2 separate regions of the Homo sapiens genome follow, and region 2 is linked to region 1. A link is an interaction called in ENCODE POLR2A ChIA-PET data of the cell type or tissue named here. Cell type or tissue: K562. All regions are shown on one strand. Links, peaks and the distances in the headings refer to the core of each region. The heading gives the core; the rest is flanking DNA. Region 1 has its middle 24 kb from the start of JAK2. Region 2 has its middle 19 kb from the start of MIR101-2.

Region 1 (15,637 bases), core at 8,158-10,657:
GTTACCTAAATAAAATATGATCTCTTGGGCTGGGCGCGGTGGATCATGCCTGTAATCCCAGTATTTGGGGAGGCCAAGGCGGGTGGATCATTTGAGGTCAGGAATTTGAGACCAGCCTGGCCAACATGGTGAAACCCTGTCTCTATTAAAAATACAAAAAATTAGCCAGGTATGGTGGCGCTCGCCTGTAATCCAGTTACTTGGGAAGCTGAGGGAAGAGAATAGCTTGAACCCAGGAGATGGAGGTTGCAGTGAGACGAGACTGCATCACTACAATCTTGTCTCAAAAAAATAAAAATAAAATAAAATAAGATCTCTTACCAGAAATCTAAGTGCAGGCTAATCAAATATAATTAACTATTTTTAAGTGTGGGCCTCTATATGAACTCCTATATTCCATTTTTTAAAAGTTATTAATTTAAAGGTTCATTCAGATGCCATTTTCAGTGGCAAAACTCATTGCTAATCAAAGTGTGGTCACTTAGCCAGCAACATCAGCATCACCTGGGAACTTGTTAGAAATGCAGACTCTCAGTGACGTCCCTCTTGAATCAGAATCTGCATTGAAACAAGATCCCAAGGTAATCCTATGAACATTTATGTCTGAGAAGCACTGACATAATTCACTCGTGGCCAGGGGCATATTTGTATTAGGTGTGAACTATTACATGGAGCGAAAGGATGCTCACCAATGGTTCTCAAACTTGTCCCCATATTGTGATTGTCTAGGGGTTGTTAAAAAATACTGATTTAGTTGAAAAAAATGCTCCGCCACAACAAAGAAGGAAAAAAAGCCTGATGTCTGAGCCTCAACCCCCATAGATTCTGATTCTTAATTGGTCTGGCGTACAGCCTGGGTATCAGGATATTTTTAAATTCCCAAGTGGGTCTAATGTGCAGCTGAGTTTGAGAACCACTGCTCTACATTAAAGGTTCCTAGTCTATGGTTGTGTATGAGAATCACTTAAGGAATTTTTAAAAATCTCAGCACTTTAGCCTTACCCCTAGGGACTGTGATTCAACTGATCTGGGGAGGAGCCAAAGGGTTGTTTTATAAAAAGTTTCCGAGTTGATTCCAGTGTGCAGATATATTTGAAACACACAAATCTACATGATGCTGACAAACCCACTATCAAATGAAGGAGAAATTCATAAGACTGGACTTGAATTGATAAACTATCTTCATCATCCCTTGCCCTGTAAGGTATAGGCATCCAGCAGGCATAAAAAGACACTCACGAACACTCATATTTAATCTCTGGGGCCCTGCATAAATAGAAATGTCTGCTGTGATGGAGATCTGTAACTGTGGCATATATTTAGTGTGGAGACTGGTTCATTCACCAGTTTTTGAAAGATTTGAGATTCACACAGAGTCCACCTGATTTGTTTAAAAAGAGCCACACAGCTCAGAAAATTATTCACCAGAACCTACTCTGATGAAGACTCCACCCTTTTCCTTAACCATTCTCAGCACCTTGCGTGCCTCACCACAAGAGTCCCCTGCACCCCTGAAGGTGAAGGTCCAGGTCTACAAGGCAAAAATCAGGGGTTCTTGGAAGAGAAGTCAGAGTAAATAAAGGCAGGAAGAAGAAACTAAAACCTTCTGTAGAATGATTGATTGAATAAAAAAAATAGAGCAAAAACATGCTCACCATTTATCTTCCAAGTATTAAGGATAAATTGTACTAAATGAAAGTTGAAGGCATCAATGCCTATACCAGCAAATTAAACTACTTTTAGGTATGACTCTTAATATTGACATGACTCTCGAAATTAGGCCTAGATGAAGTTATTTAGAATTCTTCACATATTTAAAAACTTAACACTGGGTAGGTGTGTGTTTGTACGTGTGTGTGAATTTTATGTTTATTAAAAAGGGCCATAATTAGCCGGGCAGTAGTGGCACATGCCTGTAATCACAGCTACTCAGGAGGCTGAGGCAGGAGAATCACTGGAACCCGTGGGGCAGAAGTTGCAGTGAGCAGAGATCACGCCGTTGCACATTGCACTCCAGCCTGGGTGACAGAGTGAGACTCTGTCTCAAAAAAATAATAATAAAAAATAAAAAGAAGGGCCATAAGTTACAGGCTGAGAAACGTCACTGGAGAATCTGTCCTCACCATTTCAACATAGTGGTAAGTCACTTATAAAATATTGAACATCTGAAGATAGCTCTGAATGAACAATTTGACATTTGTTTGTGTAATCAGTAAAAATTGGCCTGAAAATGGTGGCATTCAATTTTTTTCACTTTGCAATCTCTAATGCTTCCTATAAGCCTCAACCTAAAACAACTTGCAGAACCCAAAAGGTGGACTGTCACAACTATCTGTGTGCCACATTTCCCTCTGAAAATGATTATGTGGTAATTATTTCACAGTTAAAATAATTTGGAAACAACTGAATGGTAAGGACTTTTTATCTTATAGTTGTTGTAGTTATCAAAATGCCTAGAACAAAAAATGCTCTCTCAATAAATACTTACTGAATTGACTTGAGACGTAGACCAAATGGCATGTCCAGGTCTTCCACAGGGAAGGAGAGAGTTCTTTCATGCCACTCTTCTAGAATTCCTGTCATAGATAACAATAAAGGCAGTTCCTCTGTTATGTTAATGATGATAATGTATAAATAAATTATCGTATCAAATGATATAAACTTAAAATAACTTTTATAGTATTTTATCCTTTATTTTCCAGGACACAAAATAGATGACGAAATTTGCTAGTACCTTGATTAAATATCACCCAAATATCAAGAAATTTGAATTTGCTTAGAATAACAATAATATTTAAAATTGGCCTAATGAAAAATAAAGGTATTGGTGAACATCTGTTTAACATAAAAAAGACATTTCTAGACATATTTGTATACTATGTAATATTTCTACAGAGAAATTCATGATACCAAAGACACTTATGCATTTGAATGAAAAAACTGAATATGTTGCCTCCCTAGATAAAAGAGTATCATTAACACTAATTTTAATATCAAAGTTCAAGCCTCAATACACTTCTTAGAGAGAGGAACTCTCTACACTGGGTATTTCAGTCAAAACCCCAGGCAGTATCTCTAATTTTACTTTCTCTTTTAGCCTTCATTCATATCAATAATAAGCTTGTGTTCTTTTCTTGATCTTTGATCTAATTTAGACAACTGTGGGAGATTACTTTATTTGGAAAAAAATTTTTTTAATGAGGTTTTTCAAACTTGCTTTCTTTTAAAACTCAGGAAGGGTTTTCCTACTTTGTTCTTTGCTGCAGTTTAAACCTCAAGCCTTGCCACTCACAGTGTAATCTACAGACCAGCAGTATCAGAACACCTTGGGAGCTTATTAGCAACATAGTGTTTCAGGCTCTACCCGAGATGCTCTGAATTGGGTTCTACTTTCCAACAAGATCCTGGGATAATTTTTATGCACATGGCAGTTTGAGAAGCGCTTCTTTAAAACATTAAAAGGAAGTTAAAATATGTATCACTTCTCACAGACTTTTGCCAGTGACAAAACTATTTCAGAAAAATTCTAAGTTTAAGATTACTCGTGAGGTTGAAATAAAAATCCGTAAAATCTTTTTGACAATTTGATCATAGTATCAGGAATCTTAAAATGGTCATATTCTCAGACCTAGTAACTATATTTCTGGGAACGCATCCTAAAGAATCTGGGAAATGGTAAAAGCTATATGTAGAAAGATTTTCATTGTAGCCTTATCTAAAAAAGCAAAAAATTATAAACAAACAAAATGTTCAACATTAGAAAAATGATAAATAAATTACAGTACATCTGCTAGTTAGAATGTTATTCAACAACCAAAATTATGTCCACTATAATGCATAACATGGGCTGAAAATGGCAAAGTAGAGAACTCCAGGGTTCTGTCTATCTGCAAAAGCAGCTAATGAACTGGCTAAAACTGTTTTGTCTGACTCACAGTGTTCCCAGGGCTGGAGCAGCTCCCAAGGAGGCTTTTGTTGAAAGCATTTAAAGACACATGTATTGGACACAGCAGCCTGGGACAAGGGACAATACTTTGAACAAGAAATAGACAGAGAAACCTGGAAAGAAAGACATTGGGAAAGAAATATGGGGGAGAATAGAAATTTTAAAATACAGAGAAATCAGAAGGCCATGACCATATCCAGGGCAAGAAATATGCTTTAAGAAGGCCTGGGAAGACCCTAAGCATTTACATGCAATTGGTCTGCAGACTCTGCACAGCAAAAGTGAAGGCTAAGACAGAGATGTCAATGGCCTGACATGGCATTGAAGGAGTACCCAACACAGAACCAATCTACAAAGACTGGTAGAGGATTTTTGCCCTCCTTTTTGACTTTCTTGGCTCCAGGTACTTAAGGCAACTCTGTTAAAACACCACTAACAGACAGCTAACTGAACATAGACTTCAGTGGCCACACATTAAAAAAAAAAATACACACTGTAGAAGAATAGTTTAGAAAAGTCACTAAACAAGCAAACAACAACCTTATAACAAAGAACAACAAACCATAGAGAGGAGGCAGAATCATATTTTCAGAGTTGCTACATTATAATATTTAAATGTCTAACTTACATGAGGCATGCAAGAAACAAATAAGTATGGCCAATTCAAGAAAAAAAAAATTAACAGAAAATGTCCATCAGGAAACTCAGGCATTGGACTTACTAGACAAAGGCTTTAAAATAACAGTCATAACGTGTTCAAACAACTAAAGAAAACCAAAAGAATAATTTCTCACCAGAGACTATCAAGAAAAAAATAGAAACTATAAAAAGGAACTAAATAAAAATAAATATTCTAGAGCTGAAAACTAAAATAACTGAAATAAAAAATTCACGAAGGGGTCCAACAGCATATTTGAGCTGGCAGAAGAATTATTAGTGAATTTAAATATAAATCAATTGAAATTATCCATTCTGAGGAGTAGAAAGTGAAGAGAATGAAGAAAAATGAACAGAGCCTAAGAGACTTCTTGGACATCATCAAGCATACCAGCATACACATAATATGGGTCCCAGAGGGAGAAGAGAAAAGGGGTCAGAAACAATATTTGAAAAAAAATAATGGCCAAAAACGTCCCAAATTGATTAAAGAAATGAATCTATACATCCAAGAAACTCAGTGACTCAAAGAAAGATAAAGTAAAAGACATCCACATGAAGACATATTACAGTCAAATTGTCAAAGGCCAAAAATAGAGAATCTTGAAAGTAGCAAGAAAGAAGCAACTCATCACATACAAGGGATCCAAAATAAGATTATAATCCGACATCCATCCACAAACAATGGAACTATAACATGGTAGGATAACATATGGAAAGTGCTGACAGAAAAACTGTGAACTAAAAATTTGATATCTGGCAAACTCATTCTTCAAAAAAAGGAAGAAAAACTTTCCGTTTCTGGAACATGAAGTTGTCACTTCATCCTAACAATAAGTTAAAAGCTGGGAAAACTGAAAAATTAATAATTCTACTTAGATGTATAAGAGAAGTGAGATTATAAGGCAAACCACTGCCCTAAAAATTAAAGAGAGAGAGAGAAAGAGACAGACAGAGGGAGAGAGAGAGGGAGAGAAAGGCAAATACAGAGAATAATGACTTCCTGGAGTGGAAACCCAAGAGCAGAAACCTCCACCAGAATCAGTGCTAGGGTAGGAAAATCTAAACTGTAACTGACAAATTGCTGGAGGCTCAATGTGAACAAAGCTAAGATATAAAAATGTCAAAGGGACTCAGTCATTATGTTGGGAGAAGTACACTTTTGTGAGTTTTGACTCTAGGAGCTCAACCAGGTTTCATAGTGAAAATTTGTGAGAAATCATTGAATGCTGCTGCCAGAGGAGAGGAAAAGTAATCTTTTTGAAATATGCCAGAACATCCTGTTCTAAACAAGGCCTACCCTTGAGAGAAAATAGTCTACCATAACCTAAAATACTGAGGTTTTATCAGAGTGTAACCCACCTAAGAGAAAGGAAATACCCAACTCAAGCCACCTCTAGCCTTCTATGTAGGAGAAAAAAAATACCAGACTCCAGATACCTCTAGCCATTCTGTGTGACCTAAGAAAGGAGATGGGAGGAAAATTGAAAAATGTTTATGAAGTTCATAGTCCAGAGAAAAAAACTCACTAAAAGATTGAGAACTAATTATAGGACTATAGAATGCTTCCCCTGCCCCAACACCTTACCACCTCAAAAACAGAGGTCTATTTTTGGAGGTTCTTTTACTCAGTATATCATATCTGGCTTTTAATTAAAAATCACAAGACATATTAAAAAGCAAAAAAAAAAAAAAACCCAAACAAACAAACAAAAAATATAATTTGAAGAGACAGAGCAAGCATCAAAACCGAACTCAGATATGACAGGAATGTTGAAATTATCAGACCAGGAATGCAAAACAAGTATGATTAATACGCCAAGGGCTCTAATGGATAAAGTACACAATATGCCAGAACAAGTGGGCAATGTAAACAGAGAGATGGAAATTCTAAGAAATAATAAAAAATAAATGCTAGAGATCAAAAATTCTGTAACAGAAATGAAGAATGCTCATTACTAGACTGGACATGGCTGAAAAAAAGGCTTGCCTGAGGATATGCCGATAGAAATTTTCAAAATGGAAAAAGCAAAGAGAAAAAAGACTGAAAAAAACAGAACAGAATATCTATGACCTCTGGAACAACTACAAAAAGTAAAATATATATATAATGAAAATATTAAATAAAGAGAGAAATGAACAGAAGAAATATTTGAAGCAATAATGACTGATAATTTCCCCAAGTTAATGTCTAATATTAAACTACAGATCCAAAAAACTCAGAGACACCAAGCAAAATGAACTTTAAAAAAAGTATACCTAGACATATCATATTCAAACTGCAGAAAATAAAGGATAAAGAAAAAAAAAACTTTAAAGAAAAAAAAAACCTTCCAAGATGCCAGAGGAAAAAATATCTTACTTATACAGGAAGAAAAATGAGAATTGCATCTGACTTCTTGTCAGAAACCAAGCAAGCTAGAAAAGAAAAAAGTAAAATCTACGGTGTTTGGAGAAAAAAAAACCCCACAAACTTAGAATTCTGTACCTTACAAAATTATCCTTCAAAAGTGAAGGAGAAATAAAGACTTTCTCAGACAAACAAAAACTAAGGGGACTTGTTGCCAGTAGACCTGCCTTGAAGAAATTTTAAAAGTTCTTCAAAATAAAGGAAAATTATATAGGTCAGAAATTCAGATCTACATAAAGAAAGGAAGAGCATCAGAAAAGGAATAAGTCAAGGTAAAATTTAAAAATTTATTTTTCAGGCTGGGTGTGGTGGCTCAGTCCTATAATCCCAGCTTGACCTTTAGGAGGTCAAAATAGCAACGAAGTATTTAATTATGTATGTTTATATACATATAGATATATTCTATGTATACTTATGTAAAAGTGAAATGAATGACCATAATAACACAAGGTATTGGAGGGAGAAGTTAGAATTATTCTGTTGTTAAACAGTACTGGTACTATCCATAAAGCAGTATAGCATTATTTGAGACTTGGATTAGCTATAAATGTATATTGCAAATGCTAGGGGAACTACCAAAAAAAAGCCTTTAAAAAAGTAGAATGGTATGCTAAGAAAGGAGAGAAAATGGAATCATATAAAATGTTCAATTAACACCACAAAAGGTAGAGAAAGAATGGCAGACAAAAATAGGAAAAAAACAAATGGAAAAATGGATAACAGTAACAAATATGGTAGAAATTGATCCAACTATATTAATAATCACTAATCAATGGTCTAAATACACCAACTAAAAGGATTACCAGAGTGAATTAAAAGATCCTAGGCTGTGCACAGTGGCTCATGCCTGTAATCCTAGTGTTTAGGAAGGCCAGGATGGGAGGATTGCTTTAGACCAGAAGTTCAAGACCAGCCTAGGTAACATAGTGAGACCCCGTCTCTACACAAAATTTAAAAATTAGCTGTGTGTGGTGGCACTTGCCTGTAGTCCTAGCTACTGGGGAAACTGAAGCAGGAGGGTTGCTTGAGCCCAGGAGTTGGAGGCTGCAGTGAGCTACGATCATGCCCCTACACTACAGTCTAGGCAACAGAGTGAGACCTTGTCCCCCACCAAAAAAGAAACAAAGAAAGAAAGAAAGAAAATAAGACCCAAATATATGTTGTCTACAAAATAAAAAAAGCACTTTAAATACAAAGACACATATAGATTCACTAGGAATTGCAAATTAAAACAATAAGATACTACTACCTACCTATAAGAATGACCAAACTCCAAAACACTCACTGCACCAAATGCTGGCAAGGATGTAGAGTAACAGGAACTCATTGATTGCTGGTAGGAATGCAAAATGCTCACTACTACTATTAAAAACAAAGCCTTTTTTTTGCCAGGGGTGGGGGTGGAGGATGGAGTCTCTCGTTCTCACCCTGTTGCCCAGGCTGGAGTGCAGTGGCAGAATCTTGGCTCACTGCAACCTGTGCCTCCCAGGTTCAAGGGATTCTTGTGCCTCAGCCACCAGAGTAGAAAACAAAGCCTATTTTTAATGGAGAAATAAAACATATTCATAATATAAAATAAAAATTGAGAGAGTTTGTCAGTAGTAGACCTGCCCTACAATAAATGTTAAAGGGACTCCTCCAGGGTGAAAGGGACGGACACTAAGAACAAGGGTAAAGGTAGCTACATAAGTAAATATAAAGGACAATAGTATTGCATATATGGTTTATAACTCTTTTCTATATGATTTAAATGACAAATGAATAAAACAATTATTAAAATGCTATGTTAATGTGCATTCAATGTATAAAGATATAATTGTGACAATAACAACAGAAAGGGGAAAGGGATGGGGCTGGAAAGGAGTACAGTATTTACCTACTATTGAAAATAAGGTATTGGTATTAATTTAAACTTTACTGATGTAAAGTTAAGATATTAATTGTAATCTCCAGATAACCACTAAGGAAAAAACTTTAAAATATACAGAAAAAGAAATGAGAAGGAAATCAAAACAAGAAAGCTTGATCTAAGAGCAAGTTGTCAGAATAGTTCTTTGGCTCCAGTCTCCCTCACAGAAATCCAACTAGCAACTATCCATGGACAAGAATTCCTTTGTGAATACCTCAGAACTTGAAAGTAAGGCTGAGACATCCTCTGGGACAGGAGAATGGAGACAAGTTGCATTCAAAGGGTAAAAGGAATAGCTTCAATTTGACTGAAAAGTATACTTCCCCCAAGCCTGCACAGCACCACACAGAGAGAACTCCCCTAGGTCCAGTTTCCACTGTGGGAAAAGAGAGTTGGAGGCAAACATTCAGCTTCCTCGCCAGTCTGGAGCCCTTTGAAGACAGATCACTCCTGTCTTGCCCCATGGGGAACATAGGGCAGGCAGAGGTGGTGGTGGTGGTATTATCAACAGGGATAGGCCATCTGGGGCGGGGCTCATAGTGGCTAACATGCAAATTTTGGTGGTGGCTCTGCATTCTGGCCAGCAGAAGCACTTCACCAGAGAAACTGGCCAACAGAATTGCTCCTAACACAAAGAAATAATAAATGCTTGAGGTGATGGATACCCCAATTACCCTGATCAAAACATTGTATGCCTATATAAAAAATCACACGTACCCTGTAAATATGTACAGCTGTTATATTTTCACTATTTTTGTGAAGAATGTCACTGGTATTTTGATAGGGATTGCATTGAATCTGTGGATCATTTTTGACAGTATGATTATTTTCACAATATTAATTCTTCCAATCCATGAACATGGCATGTCTTTTCATTTATTTATGTTTTCTTCAATTTTTTCATCAGTGTTTTATAGTTTTCCTTTTAGAGATCTTTCACCTCTTAGTTAAACTGATTCCTAGGGGTGTTTTTGTACCTAGTATAACTGCGATTGCATTCTTGATTTCTTTTTCCATTAGTACATTGTTGGTGTCTAGAAATGCTACTGATTTTTGCATGTTGGTTTTGTATCCTGAAACTTTGCTGAATTAATTCATTAACACTAACCTAGGCTGAAGAAGTTTGGGGCAGTGACAGCAGCAGTGAAAGCTGTTGATATCTTTAGTGGCAAGAGTTTTTAGGGTCTTCCTATTTTGGGATTCCCCACAACATGGAGACTTAGCCAAAGGGATCCCTCTTAGTGTCAGGTCTGACATGGCCTATAAGCAGTTGTAGAGGCTCTGAGTTCCAGGTGCAGGTGCTCAGGGTGGCTGAGGGGCCACACAGACCTAAGCTTAGGGTCTTGTGACCCCACTGTGGCACCTGGGTCTTAGGGTTCAGGTTTGTTCTCTGTGGCCAGGTTGGATGTATCATGCCCACAGACTCAGGTTCTGTGACTCTCAGGCATCTTCTGGCAGCTCAGGCCCATGGAGCGTGTGATTCTACCCCTGGAGGGCAGGGCAAAGCACTGGCCTGGCTCAGGGGAAGAAGGGGTACTCTGGAGGCTTGGGCCTACAGAGCAGGGTATGGCTGCAATTTGGGAATATGAGTCATAAGGCTCAGTAGCAAATCATATCCCAAAGGATGAAGCATCATACAGTGGTGACTCTAGACCCTGGGATAGTGGGACTCAGCAGTATCCTAGACTCTGTGAAACCAGGATCAATGGCAACAAGTACCCCAAAATGGCAGAGCACAGCTGTCCTTTGAGCCCTGTGGGGCATGGAACAATGACTCTACTTCTTGGATAGAGGGGCAGGGCTCTCCCCAGGGAGCAGAGTCTCTGTAGCTCAGACTCTAGAGCTAGTCCAGCTCCAGGAAAGCAGGGCAGTAGAGTTATTTGGCCTATAAGTGTTGTGTCTCAGCTCAGTCACTGCCCTACTTCCCTGGGACGCATGGTACTACATCATCTCATCTCTGGGATGCACAGTTGCTCAGATTGGCCAGGGCACCAATTCCCCAGAGGATGATGTGCCACTTCAGCTCAGGCCTTGGGGGGTGTGACTGTCCAGGATAAATTCATAATTACTAGTCCCACAAAGATATAATACAAAGAAAAAATCAATGGAGCCTGACCCCAAAATGATCTAGCTGTAAGAATAAAGACTAGAATTTTAAAGCAGCCATTATATTATGCTCAAAAATGTGAGGGAAAAATACGCTTTTAATGAATGGATAGATAGGATACTCATTAAATAAATAAAAACTATAAACAGGAACAAAACACTTTTTCTAGAAGTAAAAATATACTATGTGAAAAAATTATATTGTATATTTGAATATATATTTGAAAACTGCTAAGAATGTAGATTTTAAATTATCTCACAACAAAAAAAATATATGAGGTTATGGATATGTCAATCAGCTTGATTTAATCATTCTACAATGTATACATACATCAAAACATCACACTATACATTATAAATATACACGATTATTTATTAATATAAAATTTCTAAATTATATATATAATTTCTAAAAAGACATAACCTAATTTATTCAAAGAGTAATAGAAAACTGAAAGTGTATGCATGCAATAAGTATGGCATTGTTAAATTCATTAAAGGACTGCATACAAAAAAATGGGATTATGCAAATTCTCTTTTTTTTTTTTTTTTTTTTTTTGAGACGGAGTCTCGCTCTGTCGCCCAGGCCGGACTGCGGACTGCAGTGGCGCAATCTCGGCTCACTGCAAGCTCCGCTTCCCGGGTTCACGCCATTCTCCTGCCTCAGCCTCCCGAGTAGCTGGGACTACAGGCGCCCGCCACCGCGCCCGGCTAATTTTTTGTATTTTTAGTAGAGACGGGGTTTCACCTTGTTAGCCAGGATGGTCTCGATCTCCTGACCTCATGATCCACCCGCCTCGGCCTCCCAAAGTGCTGGGATTACAGGCGTGAGCCACCGCGCCCGGCCGCAAATTCTCTTTAAAAATTTTTTTTTATTTTTTTGAGACAGAGTCTTGCTCTGTCACCATGGCTGGAGTGCAGTGGCATGATCTCGGCTCACTGTAACTTCCGCCTCCTGGGTTCAAGGGATTCTCCTGCATCAGCCTCCCGAGTAGCTGGGATTACAGGTGCGTACCACGCCCAGCTAATTTTTGTATTGTTAGTAGAGACAGGGTTTCGCCATGTTGGCCAGGCTGGTCTTGAACTCCTGACCTCAAGTGATCCACCTGCCTTGGCCTCCCAAAGTGCTGGGATTACAGGTGTGAGCCACCGCACCTGGCCTAAATTCTCTTTTTTAAAAAATTAAAATTCTCTGGGTGAACTTAAAAGCATAAGATGAAAGATAAGTTGCTGAACTTAAAGATAGGTGGGTAGAAATTATCCAAGCTGAAGAAGAGAGAAAAACATTGGTGAAAAAAGAGAACAAAGCCTCAAGGATTAGAGTACAGTATCAAATATTCTAACATTTATCTAATGAAGTCCCACAAGAAAAAAGGAGAGAATAGAAAAAATATATGTATTTGATAAAATAATCACTGAAAATTTCCCACACTTAGTGAAAGCATAAATTTATAGATTCGAGAATATGAAAAACTTCCAAAGATGATAAATATGAAGAAAATTGCATGTAAGAACATGAAAGTCCCATAGTTCTTAAAACATGAGTCACGGACCCCTAGGGATCAAAATAATATGAAGATAATATTTGCCTTTTTTTTTTTTTTTTTACTGTGTTGACATTTACACCAATGGGGCAAAAACAATAGTGGACCAAACTGCTGGGGCCTTAGCATGAGTCAAGGCAGTGTCACCAAACTACACTTAACAATTACTGTCTTTTATACCATTAGAAACTCAGTTTAAAAAAAAAAAAAGAAGAAACCAGTTTTACTTAAGAATATTCTTGATGAATCAATAAAAATTATTAATTTAATTAACTCTTAGCCCCTGAATGTACACCTTTTTTTCATTAACAGACTTAATTTATTAGAGCAATTTTAGGTTTTTCCAAAAATTTTGAAGATCTTACAGAGAGTTCCACATACCCTCTTTATCGCCCACTGACAGTTGCCCCTATTATTAGTATCTTACATTCATGTGGTATATTTGTTACAATCATGAGACAATATTGATACATTAAAATTAACTGAAGTCTATAGTTGACATTAGGGTTCACTCTTGGTGTTGTACAGTTCCATGAGTTTTTTATACTGTTATGTTTCCACCATTACAGGATCATACAGAATAGTTTCATTGCCTAAAAATCCCATGCTTCAGCCGGGTGCAGTGGCTCATGCCTGTAATCCCAGCACTTTGGGAGGCCAAGGCGGGCGGATCACAGGGTCAGGAGATCAAGACCATCCTGGCTAACACGGTGAAACCCTGTCTCTACTAAAAAAATACAAAAAAATTAGCTGGGCGCGGTGGCGGGCGCCTGTAGTCCCAGTTACTCAGGAGGCTGAGGCAGGAGAATGGCAGGAACCCCGGAGGCGGAGCTTCCAGTGAGCCGAGATCACACCACTGCACTCTAGCCTGGGTGACAGAGCGAGACTCCATCTCAAAAAACAAACAAACAAAAAAATTCCATGCTACTCCTATTCATCCCTTCCCTTCTCCCACCAAGCCCCTGGCAGCCGTTGATCTTTTTACTAAATCCATAGTTTTGCTTTTTCCAGAGCATCATATGTTGGAATCATATATTACATAGCCATTTCAGATTGGGTTCTTTCACTCAGTAATATGCACTTACGTTTCCTCCATGTTTCTTCATGGTTTGATAGCTCATTTGTTTTTTTATCTCTGAATGATACTCCATTGTCTGGATGTGTCACAGTTTATTTATCTGTTCTCCTACTGAAAGACTTCTTTACAGCTTCTAAGTTTTAGCAAATATGAATAAAGCTGCTATAAACATTCATGTGCAGGTTTTTGTGTGGATATGTTTTCAATCCATTTGAGTAAATACCAAGAAGCTGAATAATTAGATCATATGGTAAGAGTATGTTTAGTTTTACTAAAACTACTCTGTTTAATAGTTCAGTAAGAAATTGCCCAACTGTCTTTCAAAGTCATTGTACCATTTTGCATTTCCACCAGCAACAAATGAGAGTTCCTGTTTCTCCAAATTCTTGGCAGCATTTTGTGTTGTCAGTGTTTTGGATTTTGGCCATTCTAATAGATACGTAGTGATATCACATTGTTTCAAATTGCAATTCTCTAATGACATGATGTTGAGCATTTTTCATATGTTTATTTGCCACTTGTATATCTTCTTAGGTGAGGTGTCTGTTAAGGAATTTTACCCGCTTTTTAATTGAGTTATTAACTATACATATTTTTAATATTCTATATGATGAAATCAGAAGTACACATAAAGCACTTCTACTGTATACAGACATATGACGGTTTTCTTGAGGAAGAGCACTTGTGTGATTGTTTGAGTTGTGAGGTGAATTAGCCGAGTTTTTCACAGAGCACCATTTTTTACTTGAAAGAGTGACTGTTAAACTATGGCTATTCAGAATAGGATATTGACAAACATTTTATTTAAAAGGAAAAAACTAGCTTATTTCAACAGGAAAAACTTAAGTGATAAATATAAAATTCAGGCTTTCAAGCGAAAATTAGAATTTTTGTTTTATGCAAGCACAAGTTTTTCATGTATTTATTTATTTAAAGACAGGGTCTCACTGTGTCACCTAGGCTAGAGTACAGTGATGTGATCATGGCTCACTGCAGCCCGACCTCTCTGGCTCAAGCAACCCCTCTGCCTTGGCCTCCTAAAGTGATGGGATTACAGGCATAAGCCATAGAACCTGACCAGAATTTTGGAACACATATCTGCCAGCACAAGCTTGACGGCCTTTCAATACATAAAAACTTTTCTGATGTGATTGGTGCACTATTAACGAATGTTATTATAGTCTGAGCCATGATGGCCAAATAGGAACAGCTCCAGTCTACAGCTCCCAGTGTGAGCGATGCAGAAGATGGGTGATTTCTGCATTTCCAACTGAGGTACCAGGTTCATCTCACTGGGGAGTGCCGGACAGTGGGTGCAGGACAGTGGGTGCAGCACACCGTGCATAAGCCAAAGCAGGGAGAGGCATCACTTCACCCAGGAAGCACAAGGGGTCAGGTAATTCCCTTTCCCAGTCAAAGAAAGGGGTGACAGACGGCACCTGGAAAATCGGGTCACTTCCACCCTAATACTGCATTTTTCCAACGGGCTTAACAAACAGCACACCAGGAGATTATATCCCGCACGTGGCTCGGAGGGTCCTACACCCATGGAGCCTCGCTCAATGCTAGCACAGCAGTCTGAGATCAAACTGCAAGGCCGCAGTGAGGCTGGGGGAGGGGCGCCCACCATGGCCGAGTCTTCAGTAGGTAAACAAAGCAGCCCGGAAGCTCGAACTGGGTGGAGCCCACCACAGCTCAAGAAGGCCTGCCTGCCTCTGTAGGCTCCACCTCTGGGGGTAGGGCACAGACAAACAAAAGGCAGCAGTAACCTCTGCAGACTTAAATGTCCCTGTCTGACAGCTTTGAAGAGAGTAGTGGTTCTTCCAGCACGCAGCTTGAGATCTGAGAATGGGAAGACTGCTTCCTCAAGTGGGTCCCTGACCCCGGAGTACCCTAACTGGGAGGCACCCCCCAGTAGGGGCGGACTGACACCTCACATGGCCGGGTACTCCTCTGAGACAAAACTTCCAGAGGAATGATCAGGCAG
Region 2 (15,637 bases), core at 4,645-7,144, 88 kb after region 1:
ACGGTATTATTGTCTCAGATGTTTGGTAATTCTTGATTGGTACTCTTCTGAGTAAGTCTTGGGCTTAGACAGTTTCTTGACAGAGGAGCAGCCTGGCTTATGGTTTCAAGACTGATTTACTTTGGGTTTCCTGTCTGCATCCTTCTCTTAGGAATGCTTTGCTATTTCTGGTCCAGCAAGACAGTTCCCTGTTGTGTTTTCATGTTTGCAATTCATTAATTGATTTACAAAATATATTTGCTATCATTTCTATCAATTTAATGCAGAAGAGAAAAAGGTCATCCTGTTCCCAGTCCTTCATTTTGAAACCAGGCTGAGGCAGAGCATTAAAGGGGAGTAAGGAGGGAACTGGAGGGCCAGAGGGAGGGAGTAATAGAAATGCAATCAAAAGGCCCCCAAAGGGACACGCAGTATATTCCTGGCCAGCTGCACTGTCCCGTCTGCAGCTTGCCTCCACACTCCTGTGCCCCACTCCTGCCACTCTGGACATCTCCTTCTAGTGCCCATCTCTTGAAGGTTTAGAGTTCCATCTTATTCCAAGTACATCTCATTTTCAGTTTTCTAAAAGGTTTTGCTTATGTGGATAAGGGGAAATAGGAAAGAAAAGATGAGTCTATTTTATCTCCCGTCACCACCTCTTTCTCTTTCTTGTAGACTCTATAAGAAAAAACTTAGTGGCCCAGAACTATCAAGGTCCTTAGATTTACTAATGATTAAAAAGACACATCCATGGCCACTACCAGTCCAGCCACTGGAGATTTCACTTAGTGTAAGAGAAGAAGGGATGAAGTCAAGGTGGGGATGGATCCAGGCCCTTTCTGGGAAGGAATCAGCAGTGGGAGAGTGGAGCAAGAAGGTGAGTTCCAAGCAAAGTTGGAGCCACCAGGTATTCTCAGGTCAGCGGTGTAAAGGGAGTCTCATGCAAAGGAACAACATCTTCCTCAAAGTAACCACCTGGAAAAGTGAAAACCATTTTATTTTATTATTTATTATTTTATTATTTATTATATTATTTTATTTTATTAAAAATAAAATATTATTTTATTATTATTTATTTATTTATTATTTTTAAACAGAGTCTTGCTCTGTCACCCAGGCTGGGTGCAGTGGCACAATCTCAGCTCACTGCAATCTCCGCCTCCTGGGCTGAAGCGATTCTCCTGTCTCAGCCTCCCAAGTAGCTGGGATTATAGGCACCCGCCACCACACCTGGCTAATTTTTGTATTTTTAGTAGAGATGGGGTTTTACCATGTTGGCCAGGCTGGTCTTGAACTACTGACCTCAAGCAATCCACCTGCCTTGGCCTCCCAAAGTGCTGGGATTACAGGCGTGAGCCACTGCACCTTGCCAAAATCCTCATTTTAACAAAGGAGACTTTTTTTAATAAAAATTTAGGAAACCCTCTGTTGACTTTAGGACATAGCTTTATTCTCTAGATGTCCTCAAAATGACAAATTATCATTTCAGGACAGATTTGATGATTGAAATAAGTCTAAAGTCATTTGGAGTGAAGCCTAGACAATAAGCTGGTCATTTCCCTTTTAGGTCAAAATCTAGGTGTGCTCCTTTGAGGAGGTGTAGACGAAAAAAAAAAAAATCTAAGTGTGGCCAGTTGAGTGATTGTTTTTCTCCTATGCCTTGTAAGATTGCCCATAAGGGAAGTGGCCAGGCCAGTAAGCATCATGCCCACTGGTCAACAGTCTTGATGGTGTTAGGACGAGTGTAGCAAGTGACATTCCCTACTAGGGTCAGTGCCACTGAAAGAAAAGGTCCTCATCCTTTAAAGACCTTAACTTTTGGCTGGCACAGTGATTCACGCCTGTAATCCCAGCACTTTGGGGAGCTGAGTCAGGAGGATCGCTTGAGTCCAGGAGTACAAGACCAGCCTGGGCAACATAGTGAGACCCTGTCTCTACAAAAAATAATTTTTAAAAAATTAGCCAGGGTTGCAGTGAGCCGAGATCATGCCACTGCACTCCAGCTTGGATGACAGAGTGAGACTCTGTCTCAAAAAAAAAAAAAAAAAAAAAAAAAATTAGCCAAGTGTAGTGGCTCATGCCTGTGGTCCCAGCTACTCAAGAGGCTAAGGTGGGAGGATCACTTGAGCCCAGGAGGTCACGGCTGCGGCCGGCTGAGATCACACCACTACACTCCAGCCTTGGTGACAGAGTGAGACCTTTTCTCCAAAAGATAAAAATAAAGATCTTAATTTTTCTGGGTACGTGGTAGCCTTATGCTTGGGTCCAGAGTCTTCTCCCTAACGAACCTGCCCCTGAGCTCCTCATCAGAGACACTTTGCCTGGTCTATCTCAAACTCTGTGTTCAGGTACAAGTGTGATTCTTCCAGATATCACACTGGGGCTCAGCACCTGCCGCTAAATAATTCCAACAACAGAGAATAGATAAAGCAAAAAGTGAAAGTACCCTTCCCAATCTCACAGGCCTGTGCTACTTCTATTAATGACACAATGTGTATCCTTCCAGATGATCACTCTTTGGGGACTCTTAAGAACATTTTTTACCTAAATCAATGCACATATTCTGAATATTAGACAAAGTCCACAGCAGTGCCCACACTGATGCACCCTCTCCAGAGCCTAAAATAGGGTATGATTACCTCGGAAGGTTTTAGTCTGTTCAGGCTGCTATAACAAAAGACCATACACCAGATGGTTTCTAACCAACAGAAATGTATTTCTCACAGTTCTAGGGGATGGGAAGTTCAAGATCAAGGTGCCAGCAGGTTTAGTATCTAGTGAGGACCCATTTCCTAGTTTGCAGGTAGTGCTTTCTTGCTGTGTCCTCAAGGTGGAAAAGAAAGGGGGGAAGTGTCTCTTATAAGGACACTAATCTCATTCATGAAGACTCTGCTCTTCAGACTTAATTATCTCTCTAAAGCCACACTTCTTAATTCCATCACCTTGGGGGTTAGGATTTCACTAGACGAATCTGAGGAGGATACGAATATTCAGACCATAGCACTGGCCAAAATGGACCAATTCCAGAACCTGGAGATCTTTTGGTGCTATAATCTACACCAATCTTGGGTCCTAACAGAACTTGGCTGGGTCATGGGACAAGCAAGGCTGTGCTGCTGGGCTGGCCCAAGTGTCAGGGTCAGCAGTGCTTCCTGGTTTCAGTAGCCAATGGTCTGGGAACAGGATCTGGTCTGAATTCCTCCTTATCCTGGCTGTGTGACTTGGGCCAAATCCCTCCACTCTGCAACTTCCTCACCTGGTGAAGACAGAGTTGGAATAAAGGGGATTTACCTGAGAAGCTGCCCAGGGTACCAAACTATAATGCAGTGGAATAGAGAAAATTGTATTGACTGGAATTCTGCTGAGGGAGTGTCTGGAATATTGTCTAAAGCAGTATTTTGGTAAGCTGCCAGGTGTTCGGGGCTAGAGGAACATTTCTTCAGTACAAATTCATTGCTTTGGCCTGCCCAGCATCCATTTCTTTGTCTTTTGGCACTAGAAGCCATATTTTCCTTGGTGACCGCCTCTCCTATTCTTAGCTCATTTGGTACGGGAGGTCCAAGTGCGCTGGGCTCTTGGAGCTGGCATGCACCCAGATGTGGCCAATCTGACCAACCACTACTGGTTATAGTGATTGATTTAGAGTTGGGCAAATAACTAAATCAATCCCATGATATTCAACCCTTTGGGGACATTTTTGGGAACTGTCAGATTCTTTTTATTGGGGCTGCTGAGAGGATAGGATACACGCCAAGAACTTCTGATGACTTCTTGCTGCCATCAGTGGGGTGACCCTACTAGAGGACGGATCAAAAGTGATGAGTTTTGGTGACATCATTCAAGCCCCTGGACCCAGTTTATACCTGAAGTGAGGTACATCCCTGGACTTTTCCTTTAAATGAGTCAATACATTTGCTTAAGCCTGTTTTGAGTTGTTTTTAGTCACTTACATTCAAGAAAAAAAGTCCTAATATGATTTCTAAGGGGAATGCTTGAGTAACAAAAGATAATCAATTTATCCACGGTTAGCTGCTGGGCTTTGGTCTTTCTGAGGAAAACATGAAAAATTGGGTGCTGCCTCCACATCTCCCTTTTCTACCCTTCTTTCACAGCTGTTCATCTTCTCATCTCTAAACAGATATTGAGCAAACATTTAAATAATGCCCATTTGAAAGGGCACTAAGGTATGACCTAATAAAGACACTCATATGTCATGGTTCAGAGCTACTGAAACCCAAAGTGTTGTGTTCTTGCTGCAATTTCTCCACTAATTGTGTGATCTTAAGTAAGTTTGATAGTTTCTCTAAGCCTAAACTGAGAAGTATCTGTGAGGATGAAATGGGACAATGTTCATGGAAGTGTTCTGAAATCCATAAGGCAGTGGCAATTGTGAGTCAAGAAAAATAGGAGCTCTTGCCACATTGGAAGTCAGCTGCTTTGTGGAGGAAACATCCTGAGGGAAGGAGGCAGCACTTTATATCAAAGCAGGGAGGCTCAGCTTGGACGTTTTAGTATCAGGAGATCAGTGATGCTAAATGGAAATTCAGCCCTCTGAGTGATGAGCCCTCTTCTCTCTTCTAACCCTACCCTCCAAAGCAGGCAAACAGTCAAGGTTTGTGGCAAGAAGTTCAAACTTTCCAGAACCTTTCAGAATAATTACATAACCAAGATAGGCAACTAACCAGAGATGACTACTGCGGGGCAAGCAATTTTACAATATAACACTTTTCAAGAAAGCACAAGGACCTCTTTTCAGCATCTAAAATTTTCACAGACTTCTTTCTGTATAGAATAGAATAGAATAGAATAGAATAGAATAGAATAGAATAGAATAGAATAGAATAGAATAGAATAGAATAGAAGAGTAGAATAGAACAATAGAATCTGTTGATTGAGAAAATACAGGCCAGGCATGGTAGCTCATTCCTGTAATCCTATCACCTTGGGAAGCAGAAGAGGGAGGACTGCTTGAGGTGAGGCATTCAAGACCAGCCTGGGAAGCATAGCGAGATCCCGTCTCTACAAAAAATTGAAAAATTAGCCAGGTATGGTGGCACATGCCTATAGTCCTAGCTACTCGGGAGGCTGAGGCAGGAGGATCGCCTGAGCCCAGGAATCCAAGTATGCAGTGAGCAGCGATCATGCCACTGCACTCCAGCCTGGGCAGCAGAGTGCAACCCTGTCTCAAACAAACAAAAAGTACACAATGAAATAAGTATGAATTCAATACTGCTTTAAAATGCATTTGTATATTATCCATAATAACAATGGTTCTTAAAATTTGGGAAGATAGTCTCACAAGATGTACAAAGCATATTATGTGCTAAGCATTCAAACAGTCCTCTTGGGGCATGCAGATCCCCGGCAAACAGATCAGACAAGTAGGACAGTCCTCGACGGACTGGAGCAGCTAACCCACTCCTGTTCTCCCTACAGCACCCCTTACTTTGCCAAAGCTGTTTTCTTAGCATTGTTAACAAAGGTACTCAGAGCACACTACTTCCAACTGAGGTTGTTATCCACTTCCTTTCTCACTCTTCTTCTCAGGTGGGTGTCCAGGTGATTCAAGGTCTCTTTCACCTTCTGCACTCCCAAAGACAAAACTCAGGACTACAAATAGAACTCACTCAGATTGTCAAGAGGTGCAAAAGTTTATCCTGGGCACACAGGTTCAACAGATTTTAAAAGCACTGACATTAACTCTACATCTTGAAGAAGACACTCAGAGAGTATAAGCCAAGCTCTTTTCTGGAGAGCCCATTAACAGAGAAGCAGGTCAAGCAGGGGCTTAAGTACAAGAGTATCTTTTCAAAAGCCAACTTAAAAAGCTCAAGCTCTCTCCCCATTCTGAGCAACAAGGTCCATTGCTTCAAGGACCATGTCTTTGCATCTCAGTGATAGCAGGTGGTGTCCTGGCCTGAATCCTCTAAAAATCTAGGTGTTTCAAGGTTCAGGCTTGGCCTTAGAGTAACCATAGGACTTCAAGAAACCTTTCATGTCTCCTTGGTTCCTCCTCCCCAAGGATTTCTCCCTGACCTCTTCCAACTTCTTGCTGAGAACCTAAAGTGAGCTTTCCTGGTATATTGAGCCTCTGAGCTAAGAGGAAAAGAACAACAGTCTGTGTAACTCTCAAGAAAATGAGGACATTGTAATAATCATATAAACACCACAAAATCCAACCCTATCCACATACCTGGCCCCTCTAATTTCTAGAAGCCCAGACAATAAGGGAAGATGGCAGAGAGTCAGTTGGGCTGATGGCCACTGATCCGAAGCTCATGTGCGGGGGTGTTCAATGCTGTAGGGCTGGGGCCAGGGTTAGACATGAGTCTGGATTTTCCACCTAGATTCTTGACAACCACTTGGCTTCTCACAAATACCCCAATCAAGAATGCAAGAGCTGGCTGGGCGCCGTGGCTTACACCTGTAATTTCAGCACTTTGAGAGGCCGAGGCAGGAGGATCACTTGAGCTCAGGCGTTTGAGACCAGCCTGGGCAACAGAGCAAGACCTCATCTCTACAAAAGATTTTTAAAAACTAGCCAGGTGTGGTGGTACACACCTGTGGTCCCAGCTACTACTCAGGAGGCTGAGGTGGGAAGATCTCTTAAGCCTAGGAGAGGTTGACGCTGCAGTGAGCTATGGTCGCGCCGCTGTACCCCAGCCTGACAGAGAAAGACTGTGTCTCAGAAAAAAAAAAAAAAAAAAAGAATGCAAGAGCTTATATTTTCTGTATTCATCAATAAATCCTATCAGACCAGGAACACCCAAAGTGTGATCTGCAGAATAAGAGCACTACATAATGCAAACAATCTCTTTCTCTCTCTCTCTTTTTCCAGGGTAGGGAGAGTTCCATGGTTAGGTGAGTTTGAACAGTGCAGGTAAAACAAAGCTTCACTTGCAAGGCTTCTTGTAGTGTTTGCTCTGTTAATGTACACTGTGATGGAGACTGCTGCATTTTCAAAACCTCTATAAGCCCTTTTCAGGGAAAGCACCCCATGATGCTAGTGTATCATGGAACCTCCTCTGGGAAGCACTACACTGGCCCTAAAGAGACCCTAATTTGGAGGCTGAGCACAGTGCTCTGACTCAGAAGCCTGGAGCCAGCCCTGGAAAATGGGTAATGTGCAAGGGCCTAAGCCACTTGCCCAGCATTGCAGCAGGTCACCTGAGGCATCTTTTGTGGCCTCTTCTGAGGCCTCTGCCACAGGTAAATTGCATATGTAGTTTTTGGTTGTTGTTGATTTTTGAGGGTGCAGAGGAGTGAGACAAAGAGGATTCCTAATCTTTTTTCTTGAGACGGAGTCTCACTGTTGCCTAGGCCGGAGTGCAGTGGCACGATCTCAGCTCACTGTAACCTCTCCACCTCCCAGGTTCAAGTGGCTCTCCTGCTTCAGCCTCCTGAGTACCTGGGATTACAGGCACCCGCCACCACGCCTGGCTGACTTTTGTCTTTTTAGTAGAGACAGGGTTTCACTATATTGGCCAGGCTAGTCTTGAACTCCTGACCTCAAGTGATCCACTTGCCTTGGCCTCCCAAAGTGCTAGGATTACAGGCATGAGCCACCACACCTAGCCAGGATTCCCAATCTTTATTTGCCTTGAGGCTGATGGAAAATTGCTGGAGTTCTACCTGGGATTCTTAATATAAACTAACATATATACATATACAAATATATATGTGTGTACATATAACTGTAAAAAATAGTGCGGGCTGGGCACAGTGGCTCATGCCTGTAATCTCAGCACTTTGGGAGGCAGAGGAGGGTGGATCACAAGATCAGGAGTTCAAGACCAGCCTGGCCTATATGGTGAAACCCCGACTCTACTAAAAATACAAAACATTAGCCAGGTGTGGTGGCGGGCACCTGTAATCCCAGCTACTCAGGAGGCTGAAGCAGAGAATTGCTGGAACCCAGGAGGCAGAGGTTGCAGTAAGCCGAGATCATGCCACTGCACTCCAGCCTGGGTGAGTGAGACTCCATCTCCAAAAAAAAAAAATAGTGCAAATCATTTGAAAATGAGAAGCACCTCTCACACTCCCGCCCACTGGAGGAGTCATAGGTTTGATATGTCTTCATTGCTCTTCCGCCGGCAGCTCTTGACATTGTTGCCATCAATTCATGATCTTGGCAATGGGCAAAAAATCCTGGTCTTCCTCCCCAGCTCCTGAATCTGTTTTCCAGAGGTTAGAAAAAGCAGAACCATGCAGTGGCTCACACCTGTAATACCAGCAATTTGGGAGGCTGAAAGGCAGGCAGATCACCTGAGGTTAGGAGTTCGAGACCAGCCTGGCCAACATGATGGAACCCCATCTCTACTAAAAATACAAAAATTAGCCAGGCGTCATGGTGGGCACCTATAATCCCAGCTACTCGGGAGGCTGAGGCAGGAGAATCACTTGAACCTGGGAGGCAGAGTTTGCACTGAGCCAAGATCATGTCACTGCACTCCAGCCTGGGCAACATGTCTACACAGTGAACTCACTGAGATGCCTGTAGGGCCTCTTTAACTCTTGTATCATATGTCATGGGACAGTTTGACCTCAACCCACCTGCAGGTGCTATAGCTTGTCTCTGGTGAAACTCTGTCTTAGGACAAAAAAAAAAAAAAAAAAAAAGGAAAAAAGAAAAGGCAGGACCATGATAGAGAACAAGAACATCAACTGACATTTTTCTTTACGCTGTGCCCCGGCCCCTCCTCTTGGCCCACAACACCCATGCTGCTCCCACACATGGAATTGGTCATTGCCACTTTTCCTCCCTCTGGGTTACCACCCAGAGTACTGCTCCCCCTTCTAGCCCAAGAATGCCACTGGCTAATATAACAAATCTTTGCCAAGCATCCAAGATAACTTTGGCCTTCTGAGTCCAATGATCTTGCCTTTGTTGGGCATCATTTGTTAAGGTGAATTCATCCTTGTTTACTCGATTCTATACCATAATGCTGGAGGATTCTGGATGGTGAAAGATGGTGGTGGGCAGGCAGTATTGTGGGGCATCTTTCTGAGAATATTCAAGGAATTAGGCAATGTAGTCTACAGTGGACAACTGCTCCTTCTGCCTATCCCGTATCAATTGTCTCTTCTATAAAAGCATTCAGACTTCCCTTTGAGAATCAACTCTTCCTTTCCTCTTAGTCCGTACAATTTAGGTGAGGCTGACATCATTACCACTCCAGGGATGAGAACAGGACCCAGATCTGGTCAATTGGGGTGCTCTGTGTTCAACAGAGGGAGACACAATTCTGATAGCTTTTTTAAAAGTTTTTTTTTTTTTTTTAAGTATTGAATAGAGAGAATCACTCACTACCCAATAAATCCCAGGGTGGGTAAGATATTTCCCATTTTCAGATGAGGGTACTAAGGGTCAGAAGGATGGAGGCCCAGCCCAATGCTACTGACACAGCTAGGATTCAGTATTGGGTAGAGAATCTCTATCCAGTACTTAAGGGTTGTCAAAAAAAACAGCATATGAAAAAGAATGCCTGCTGGAGAAGGAAGACAACACAACAGAAAGCAGAGATGGGAGAGAGTTCAATTCTTGAACTCCTGGCCTGAAGTGATCCTCCCACCTCAGCCTGAGAGTTGAATTCTGATGACATTGTTTGAACCCCTAGATCCAGCTTTACCTGAAGCTAAATGCGCTACTAAACTTCTCAGTTTAAAAAGCCTATAAATCCTGCTGTTTGAGTCAATTTCTTATTTGCAACTATGTTCTATTCAATTCAAAGCCTTAGGGCTCACCCAAGTTAAACTGACTTCTACATTCCTGTTGTATCTCTGGACTCATGAAACCTAATCTTTCGCTCTACCACCAGTCAAGGAGGCAACTCACAGTTTTTTAATGCCTAGTATTGCCAGGGCCTGTACAGTACGCATGCTTAGTCTTCATAGTCTTTTGCAGTAGGTTTTGTTCATATCCTAATGAGGAAACTGAGGTTCAAAGAGCTGAATGATTTGCTCAAAGGTGTGCCTTAGGCAGAAGACCCAAGACCAGAGCCTTAGGCTTGTTTGACTTTTTCTATTACATGATGTTTCATGCAGCCCCAGGCTGGCTACAGGAAACGTAGGCTGACACATAAAATTTCAGAATTGGCAACTAGAGATTATGATTCTTTTCCTTTCTTGGTGGGAGAGGAAAGGATGGAGTTCCTTACGACTCAGTTTGGTTTGGTGTACACAGTGGCTTCAGGACCTGCCAGGTCAGCCAGGCTTTCTCCTCTGTGCCGACTAGATGGATCCTGGCACTCCACGTTGGAACACGGTGAACTCACTGAGATGCCTGTAGGCCCTCTCTTTAACTCTTGTAACATATGTCATGGGACAGTTTGACCTCAACCCACATGTAGGTGCCATAGCTTGTCTCTGGTCTTCTAGCTGAGTACACCCAAGTACTAGATGTTAAAGATAAATGCTGTGACTCATTCTGACATTAACCTGTTATGCAGAAATCTGCTTTGAATCTTTACCAAGGATCAAACAACTAAAAAGAATCCTAAGCACAAACACAAGTTTAATAAATCTTCTCAATCCCAGGGTGGGCACAAGGTAATTCCCATTTTCAGATGAGCAAACTAAGGGTCAGAAGGACAGAGGGCCAGCACAATGCTACTAACACAGCTGGGATTCAAACATAGCTAATTCCTAAGCCTGTGTTATTTCCACAATGCACTACTAAAATTCAAGAAGCCAGCCAGCTTTATTTTACGTATTTCAAAAAGAAAAAAAAAAAACTTCTCTCACAAATAATATAATTGATTTTTAATAGAAACTTAAAAACTTTAAGATCATGGACACACCAGATCTTAAAAGATGGCCCCTACCACCATAGGTGAAGAGAGAGGAAAATTAAGCAACGACAGGGTGCAGTGAGTACTACGATAAGGACGGGGAGAGGCGTCTATGAGAACATGTAGCAGTGGGTGTATTGTGAGGATAGAGGGTTTCCTCACGAGCAGCTGAGGCTTTAAGACTGAGGAGGTGGCTCCATAGGAGGAGGGGCAGGCTTAGATGGTTTTACTTTCTAGGTGTGTTATGAGAGCATTATCGAACCACACATATTAAAATGTAGCTCAGCCGGGTGTGGTAGCTCATGCCAGTAATCCTAACATTTTGGGCAGCTGAGGTGGGCAGATTATTTGAGCCCAGGAATTTGAGAACACAGCAAAACCCTGTCTCTATTTTTTAAAAACTTAAGAAAGGAAAGAAAGAAAGAAAAAATGTAGCCCTATCCAAATCTCTGAAAAGCTATTTATAATTTTACCTTTTAAATGGCTTGGTGATCAGCAACTCAATGTGCTTAGCTATGACTCCTTGGTAATCACTGCATGCACTTAGAAATTCTTGTGACATGCTCACTTTGGCAGAACAGACACTAAAACTATAAATCTTGTGAAAAAAGAAATTCTCACCTATATTATTCTCAATATTTTAACAATTAAGCTGAAAAAAATTAAGCTGTACAGTGTTTTATTTTGTAGATATTTTTCTTGCTCTTTTCTTTGCATGATTTGCAGCCAGGATTATTTTTCCTGGTTTCTTGCAAGCATTTCATAGGTCCTTCAAAGCTTATAGATCTTAGGCACGATGCCTTTCATTGTCTAATGAATGGGTAAAATAGCAGGGTGGTCAAAACAGAGCTTAGGACCAAGAGGGGGGCATGTGGGAGGGTCCAGGAAACAAGTGCTTGCACACAGCACCTAAAACAGCCTGAGGTTGGGTTGCCACAACTGAAGCCAGGTACCATTTCAAACACTAACAGACTTCCTTGAAGATTACAAAGAACTTCAGGATGGTTCACCATCCCAGATGTAGCAGGAAGCAGCAGCCGACCTTACCTTTGGGGCATCATTTTCTCCCAAGACGGAGACCAGTTGCCTAGATGGCCCCCAGGGAGTCCGGCAGCAGCCCAAGTGCTCTATCGCAGCCATAGTAACAGGGTATTCAGGGAACAGACACACGGAGGCACATATCTTTTAGCCAGGCTCGTTCATTATCTTTTGTCTTTAAGTTGGCCTCTGATTTCTATATCAGTTGAAATATGTAATGTCCCAAATTGTGGCAGAAATAAATTAACAAATTAAGCAATCTGAGGATTTTTGGACACAAGGCTCTTCAGAGGGGTGGGAATGAGGAGGAAACAGGAATAAAGAATGTCCCGAGCCCTCAGAGACACTTGAATACCTGAAATATCTAGGATGTTTTAAAACAGGTGCCGATCCCAGGCCCGTGCTCAGGGTACCTGACAGGTACGGGCCAAATGCGACCAGGAAGGAGGGCAGCCCCACACCCGGGCAAACCCTGACAACCGGACAGCTTTCATTTGCTGGAGTAAAGGAGTGACGTGGCTCGGCCTTTGTTAGATGCCAAACACTGATAAAGCGTTCCACTCAAATGGCCTCTTAGATGTGGCCAAGAAAAGTACAAAAAGGCCCAGCTTGCCTGTTGACAATCCCATTAAACTTTCAGTCACTTCTAAAGAACAGGCCAGCACCATCTGAACATGGAAACCCAAGTGCCAACTACTTCTCGTCCACTCTGGAGTAAGGGACAATGGAGATCCTGGGTGGGCACAGGCCCTGCAGTGCTGCATTCCCACTCATCACAGACTAAAATTGCCACCTGTACACCCCAGGTCTGACACTACCAACTGGGAAGGCCAACAGAACCCCACATTCTACTCCAAAGACCCTGGAACGAAGGCACAGTAAATCCACTTATTTAGCTCACTCTGATTCCGCCTCCCCCAGCCGAACTCCACCCTCACCTCAGGCACGGCCAAAACTTTGGAAATTGTTTCACTGATGCTCCAGTGTCCCCAACTACCTTTGATTTCATCAACTGCTTCCAGCCTTCTGTACAACATCCTGCCTACTTCCTTTGCCTCCCTCTAGCACCTTCAACTCTTCTACTCAGGGCCCATAAAACTAAGTGCCAGGATTGGTCTCACCTAGCAGCCTCCCAACACAAAGACCTAACAGGAAATGGCCACCTCATGGTCTTCTGCCGTTTGGTGTGAGGACAGGCACCATGGTACAACTTGAATTTTTGTTTTTATAATTTGGGTCTGTGATTAGCTATCCTTTACCACTTTTTTGGAAATGATTTTTTAAAATAAAGAAAACCCAGAAGGGAAAGCATCAGGATAAATAGCTAATGCACCCTGGGCTTAATACCTAGGTGATGGGTGGATGGGTGCAGGAAACCACCATGGCACATGTTTATCTATGTAACAAACCTGCACGTCCTGCACAGGTATCCCAGAACTTAAAATTAAATTGGAAAAACAAAAACAAAAACACAAAAACTCCAGCCTGGACAACATCTCTAAAAAATTTTTTTTTAATTAGCTGGGTACAGTGGCTCATGCCTATAGTCCCAGCTACTTGGGAAGCTGAGGCAAGAGGATCACTTGAGCACAGGAGTTTGAGGTTACAGTGAGCTAGGACTGCACCACTGCACTCTAGCCTGGGTGAGACCCTGACTCAAAAAAGAATTTAATTTTTTTTTAAAAGAACAAAACCCCTGAGGCTTAGCTGCCCAGTGAGGGCAATGTGTAATTCAGCAGGTCCTCCTGTTGCTCCTTCCCAATCAACATGTCATGTTGCAACACACTGGCTGCCTCCCACCCGTTAGCAACTGTTTTGACCACTATGGTAAAATCATCATGATGGAGGCTGGCTGGAGTCTGCATGGAATGTAGTTAAAGGATGTTGAAAGACAGAAGCAGGGCCTTGTAGATGACAAGAAGGCAAAGAATGATACTGCCATGACCCCCAGCAAGTTCACAGGTTTATCTGCCTAAAAAACTCACACTCCCATTGAACAACTGCTGCCGTTAACTCAGAATGGTCTATCTCTATCAGCAGAAAGGAACAGACAGACCAAGATAGAAAACCAAGCCCCAAAACGCTGGAATCTCTCGCTTCAAGCTACCCCAGCAAGTAAGTGGACCGACCAGGAGCTAAGCTAGAAAAAAGGAAGAGAATGCAGGATTTGAATAGTCTCTAAGATGTCCCAGCAAACAGCAAAGGATGACTTCTTCCCGAAGGAATGGTACATTGCTTCTCTTGGGAATTTGAGAAGGGGCTGGGAGTGAGCTGTTTAAATAAATATTAAATTTGTCCTCTTTTTGGCAATACCATCACCATTCCTGCAAGATGTTCCAACTCCAGAAGCAGCTTTGCCAAATGCAGGGCTGGAACCACACCAGACACTTCCAGGTTTGCAGCAGACAGTAGCACATATCCCCTCTACTGCTTATAGTAATCTGCCTGGCCTCTATGTGCCACCCTACATTGACCAACAGCACCATTTCCAGAGCTTGTACAAGGAACGGCAGGTATGTGATATTCCAAAAGCAATGTGCCCCTTAGTTCTGGATTTGAGCTCTATATGGGCAGATCTGAGTTCGAACGTCAGCGGCACTAGGTAAGACTGCAGTATGTGTGGCAGGCAAAATTCTTAGATGGTAATCCACGATTCCCAGCCCCTGGTTATTTAAACACAAATCTAGTATTGCTGTTGTCAGTTGACCTTAAGATAGGGAGATAATCCAGGTAGGACTATTGTGCTATGAGTCATTTTTAAGCAATGTTTTCTCCAGCTGGTATCAAACGGAAGGTGAATCCAAAGTACCAGGATTCCATGCACCATTGCCAGCTTGAAGGTAGGGGAGACCAAGTGAACAGAAATACGGACAGTGCCTGTCTATATGCTAAGAGTTGTCCACAGCTCACAGCCAGCAAGAAAAATGGGAAGAAAACAGGTGACTTCAGTCCTACAACCCTGAATTCTGTCGACAACCTGAATGAGCTGGAAGCACATTCTTTCCCAGAGCCTTCAGATGAGAGCTGAGCCCAGCCCAGGTGACACACACCCTGATATCAGCCTTATGAGACTCTAAGCAGAGAATCCAACCAAGCCCTGCCTGGATATCTGACCTTCAGAACTGTGAAATGATAAAGAGGTATTGTTTTAAGCTACTAAGTTTGTGAGCATTTGTTATATACCAAGAGCATATTACCAATACAGTATGTAAAGCTCTCAGTAGAATGTCATAGTCCAGAATGTCCTGGCCTTCCTCAAGGTTAACTCTCTACCTCCACATCCTCCCACACCCCTAGACATCAAAGCACAGCCTTTCTCTAGCCCCTTTTCACTTAAAAAGCAAAAGGTACCGAGAGGGAGTGATGAGGCAAAGTTCACCCCCGGGGGAGGACACCATTTGGAATTCAAGTAGAAAGAAGTACATCTTTCCCCTTCTACAAACTTCAAGCCTATGCACATATCAAATGCAGACTCTATTAGCTGGCAGGGGAAATCTGCCATGGATCCTGGTATTCCTGCATATTCTTGCTGGGCAGGCTCTTGCCTGGGTTCTTTCTCAAAACTGTGTTTGCAGGAGGCAGTCTTAAGGGATGAAGTAATCTCTGCACGTGAAACAACAGGCTTGCCATGAAATAGGTGGAGTCCCCAAACATAACAAGTTCTTTGGCTATGATGCAAACTTGTAACATGCATAGCATCTACCTGGGCCCCTCCATGTCCACTGTGAGACAGGGGAAACCAATATAAACACGAAGTTCATGCTGCTTGCTATGCTGAGTAAAGTTCTTTATCTCTGACCCAGGATCCTCATGTCTTCTGGTAGCATCAA

Evidence for each region. ChIA-PET counts read pairs that join two places held together with the same protein. Peaks named below come from ENCODE experiments on the same cell type or tissue, not always from the same donor. Only the 100,000 strongest peaks of a DNase experiment are listed, where the experiment ranks them.
Region 2: POLR2A ChIA-PET joins it to region 1 with 5 read pairs; 2 of 35 experiments call an interaction of 5 or more read pairs at or near these places.

Annotation. Positions count from the first base shown.
Region 1 is chr9:4,953,046-4,968,682 of GRCh38, reverse strand. No RefSeq gene overlaps it. Among named protein-coding and RNA genes, the nearest start is that of JAK2, 24 kb to the left of the region's middle. In K562, for the core only: no CTCF peak of the experiment used is centred there; a DNase peak (open chromatin) is centred at 9,442.
Region 2 is chr9:4,861,147-4,876,783 of GRCh38, reverse strand. No RefSeq gene overlaps it. Among named protein-coding and RNA genes, the nearest start is that of MIR101-2, 19 kb to the right of the region's middle. In K562, for the core only: no CTCF peak of the experiment used is centred there; no DNase peak of the experiment used is centred there.